Regions from separate parts of the Homo sapiens genome. Here region 1 is linked to region 2. A link is a loop called in an ENCODE intact Hi-C map of the cell type or tissue named here. Cell type or tissue: Panc1. All regions are shown on one strand.

What was found. A loop is a pair of places that touch in the nucleus more often than their neighbours do. Peaks named below come from ENCODE experiments on the same cell type or tissue, not always from the same donor. Only the 100,000 strongest peaks of a DNase experiment are listed, where the experiment ranks them.
Region 1: a loop joins it to region 2, with 7 times the contacts of the local background. A loop is called at or near these places in 19 of 110 quality-filtered maps.

What each region holds. Positions count from the first base shown.
Region 1 is chr7:93,091,379-93,093,878 of GRCh38, forward strand. No RefSeq gene overlaps it. Among named protein-coding and RNA genes, the nearest start is that of SAMD9, 25 kb to the right of the region's middle. RefSeq lists an enhancer at 1,532-1,581. In Panc1, a CTCF peak has its summit at 1,551; a DNase peak (open chromatin) is centred at 1,593.
Region 2 is chr7:93,226,986-93,229,485 of GRCh38, forward strand. It overlaps a transcript of HEPACAM2 not described here. Among named protein-coding and RNA genes, the nearest start is that of HEPACAM2, 1.8 kb to the left of the region's middle. In Panc1, CTCF peaks have their summits at 1,457 (motif pointing left) and 1,659; a DNase peak (open chromatin) is centred at 1,446.

The sequences.
Region 1 (2,500 bases), 140 kb before region 2:
GTTTTATTAGTCCTCTGTTCCTTTCTTCCTGTCTTCCTTTGTGTATAAGTGATTTTCTCTGGTAGTATGTTTTAATTTCTTGCTTTTTATGTTTTGTGTATCAAATAGGTGTTCTCTTTGTGGTTGCTATGAGGCTTGCAAATAACATCTTATAACCAATTATATTTAACTAATGACAACTTTGTTCACAAAAAAGAAAAGAAAAAACAAGCAAGCAAAGAGAAAATTGAAGAACTCTACACTTTATCTCCTCCACTTTTTGACATTTTATTGTCTCTGTTTACGTCTTTTTATATTGTCTATCTCTTAGCAAATTGTTGTAGTTATTATTTTTGATAATTTGCCTTTTGGTATTCATACTAAAGATATGAGTGGTTTATCCACTATAATTACAGTATTACAGTATTCTGTATTTACCTGGGTACTTAATTTTATCAGTGAGTTTTATGATTTATTATTACACATTAGCATCCTTTTCTTTCAGATTGAAGAACTTCCTTTAGCATTTCTCATAAGACAGGTCTGGTGATGATTAAATTCTTCTATTTTTGTTTATGTAGAAAAGTCTATTTTTCATTCCTGTTCGAAAGATAACTTCACTGGATACAGTATTCTAGTTTAAAACTTGTTTTCCTTTAGCGCTTTGAATATGTCAATCCATTCCCTCTTGATCCATAAGGTTTCCACTGAGAAGTCTGCTGCCAGATATATCGGAGCTCATTTACATGTTACTTGCTTCTTTCCTCTTGCTGCTTTTGGGATCCTGTCTTTATCCTTACTTTTGAAAACTTAATTAGTTTACTCCTTGAGGTAGTTTTATTTGGTTTGAATATGTTTTGTGTTCTTTGATCTTCTTGTACCTGGATATTCATATTTTTTCTCATAAGTTTGCAAATTCTTTGTTATTTCTTGGAATAAATTTTCTATCCCAATCTCTTTCTCTATATCCTCTTTAAGGCTAATAACTCTTACATGTGCCCTTTTAAGGTTATTTTCTAGATATTGTTGGCATACTTCATTTTTTTTTCTTCTCTGGTGGTATATTTTCATATAACCTGCCTTTGAGCTCACTAATACTTTCTTCTGCTTGATCAGTTCTGCTGTTGAGATATTCTGATGCATTTTTCAGTTTGTCAATTAAATTTTTTAGCTTCAGAATTTCGGTTTAAATTTTAAATTATTTCAATTTTTGTTAAATTTCTCTGATTGAAAATTCTGTATTCCTTCTCTGTATTATCTTGAAGTTCATCATGCTTCCTCAAGACAGCTATTTTGAATTCCCTGGCTGAGGTCACATATCTCTGTCACCCCAAGGTTGATCACTGGTGGCTTATTTAGTCTTTCTGATGAGATCATGTTTTCTTGGATGTTTCTGATGCTTGTGGATGTTTGTTGATGTCTGGGCATTGAAAAGTTAGGTGTTTATTCCAGTATTCACAGTCTTGTCTTGTTCATGCCAGTCTTTCTTGAGAGGGTTTTTCATGATTTCAAAGGGTATTGAGTATTGCTACTTAAGCCTATGGTTACTGCAGTCATTTCAACACTAGGGAGTGCCCTAAGCCCAAGAACACTGAAGCTTTTGCAGACTCCTAGATACACAATCTTGGTGGACTTGGGGAAGATAAAGGAGAATTCCCTGGGTTCCTAGACAAAGTCTCTTACTCTCTTCCCTCTCTTTTCCTTAAGCAAAAGTCTCTCTTTCTGCACTGGGCCTTCTGGAACTGTTGGAAGGGTGACATGGACACTCCTATGGCCACCCCAGCAGGCACTGCTCTGGGTTGTACCTGAAGCCCATTGTCTCCCAGACCAGCACAGTTTTGGTGCTTGCCCAAGGCCCATGGCCACTACTGCCTGGCGGCCACTGATGTTTACTCAAGGCCCACAGCCACTTTAGTCAGCAGGTGGTGAATCCTTCAAGGACTAGGTTTATCCTTGGTTCTCTACACTACAGAGCCAAACCATATCACCAGGTCACTTTAGTTGGCTGGTGGTGAAGCTGGCCAGGACTAAACTTTCTCCCACTGAGACAGAGAATTTCTCTCTGACTCAGGGCTAGTCTAAATGCTTCCTTCATGGACACTGGCAGAATTCTACTTGGTGTTGTGTTCCACCGTGACAGAGTGGCATTGAGTTCAAATGCAAAGTTTCACACTCACTTTGCTCTTTCTCCTTCAAACACACAGATTATCTCCATACATTGTGCTGCTGGGGTTCGGGGAGGTGTGGTGTAGGCAATGTAAGACTGTCCTTCCTACCTTCTTCAATGCCTCTTTCCTTATCAGTAGGTTAAAACCAGGTACTAAGATCACTCATCTGATTTTATGTTCTTATGAAGGTGGATTTTTATATGAACAGTTGTTCAAATTGCTGTTCCTGCAGGGGGATGATTGCTGGAGGGCTCTATTCAGCCATCTTGCTCCTCCTCCTCCTCCAAATTACAGAATTTAAACATTCTATAATTAAGTTTGTGAGGCCAGGCATGGTGGCTCACACCTGTAAT
Region 2 (2,500 bases):
TTTTTCTATGCAGTGTTTCCTATTACAATGACTGATTTCATTTAATCTTTGAATTCATCTTATTTTTAAAAGCAAATCACAGGTGTGTTTCCAACTGGGACTGAGGCATGGACCATGCATAATTATAATGAAAAGTGCATGCCAGGAGATAGTATCTGAGGCCACATTTTCACAGCTGATGCATAGAGGAAGTGAACCAATGATCTAGAAAAGATCTTACCTCTACTGCAGTGTCCAGGTTACAGGTTTTCAACCTGGTCTCTCCATTGTCATGGCAGCAGATAGTCTAAGCATGTCCGCTTAATTTACTAAGTTATTAGTTAACCCCTATTTGCAAGAAGGCTCTGGTTCTAGCCTTGTTATATAAAATGTTAAGGATATATCCAAATCTGCATCAAATCATCAAATCAAGGAAAATTCCTTGCATGCATCAGTTTTAACAGTAAAGGCCCACTGAAGAAGTTCAATGATAAGAGGGGAAGGAAGACTATACCTCAAGCATAATTAAAGTAAAAAAGGAATGATAGTAACTTTGGAATCCAAGTTTGGAAACACTCTTTGCATTAGGGCTCTGAACTCTTCTAGAAGGACTTCTATAAGCAAAGAAAGTAAGTGACTATTGGGAAAACGAAGTCCTCTTCAGAGATCAGTCACTTTCAGATCCCTCCATGCTTCAGAAAAATGGCAAGAGCTCCTCATGCTTCCCCCACCTCCCTGCAAAATAATAACAATGCCACAACTTTCTCTGCACTGTCTCTAAATCTGGTACACACATCTATTGCAGCACTTATCTCCTTAATCTTTATTTTATTGGATGTTTATTTTCCCTCTGAGCTCTCGAATACAGAGAATAATCTTATTCATTCATGGATGTTGGGCACGTAGCATAATGCTTAACTGGTATTTTTGTTAAGTTGTTTCTCCAGAAAACAAAACTCTAAGTGCTCCTTGGCCCGTCTTACGATTCTCAGTTGATGCGTAAGAAATACAAATAAATTTTAATATTGGATTGCACAAAATACAATTTGGAAAGTAATATGGAAGTTCTACAGATATCACATAGGTTCCCCCAACATCTTTTAGATTGATATTAATCTCCAATTGCCGTTATCAAATTAGCTGTTTTCAGTGTTTTTCAATCTAGTGCTGGATTATAATGAAGTTTGTTGGGTCCCTGGCAAAAAGAGAAATAAAGACAATGTACTGTGTTTTTCCCTAGTGTTAAATATACTCAATATAAAGGAGTTTTTTATTCTGAGATTTTCTTTGTTGTATTTGAAAATATTCCCTGTTTCATGACATAAGGTGATAGTAGATGCTACATTAAAAAATAAATGCCATATGAATCTTACTTGTAATCTTTTTATTTCATGGCACATATTGAAATATAATACGGCACATCTAGGGAAAGGGCTACTGGGATAATCATGACAAAGCGCCCTCTAGTGGTAAACTGTAGATATAAACTCTTACCTGCTGGAGTAACTTCTGATTTCAACATGTTTACACAGGAAGTGAGAAAAAGAGTGCTCAAGCTTAACTTCAACAATTGTTAATTTTTACATGATTCTTAAAAATAGTTTGAAGGTTTTATAATTATAAGAATTTTCCTACCATCCATATCTCACATCACACCTGTAACCCACTGGGAAGTTCTGCTGTTATCATTCCAGTCAGGAAAAAAGGGCCTGTAGTGTTACTGTTTACCAATCTTAGTTATATTTGCATTTAAAATGAGAAGGCTGATTAACCTAAAACAATCTATATCCACGGTGATTAAACTGCAAGCAATGTAAGGAGCCACTGGGATAGAGTATGCGTGTGTGTGTCCACGTGCATTTACAATGGGATATGGACACATATACTCCTGTGCAGGAGGGTGTGTGTGTGTGTGTGTGTGTGTATGTGTGTGTATGTTTGTTGGGGGCAGGGATTTTTATTACCTCTCAAATCACACTACACAGTTTACAATCTAGTTTATTTAAATTGCAGACTGGTATTACTTCATACAGTAAATGTCTGCTGCATGCATTTCAAACATCCACATTTTTAATCACAAGTAGCTAGCACACGCATGTTTTGCAGTGGCAGAAACAATTAAGGAGAGGTGGTGAAATGCCAAGGTCAATGTAGATGCAGAACAGTGGGGAATAAGAACTGGGGAAAGAAATGTTTCTTATTGTTGTAATTAGTGGATTCTCTCCAGTTTACAGGGAGAGTTAGCTGCCAGAGGAGGCTATCACATATGCCTATGCCTGTGCTAGTGTTCACTTCTGTAAAGTCTACAAAGCTGCCTCGTGGAAGCCTTGATCTATCTTATATGGCTGCTAAATACTAAGCAGTAATGTCTTCTTCCTGGGCACCTCTTTAGGTCACTACTTTACCTTTGGCAAGTGTTCTGTTTTCTGTTATGGCCTGCTCAAGAAGTGTAGTCATATCATCTTGGAGGGGCTGCATCTCTCCACTGCTTTGGTATTTGTGGAGTGGTAAGAAATTTTAT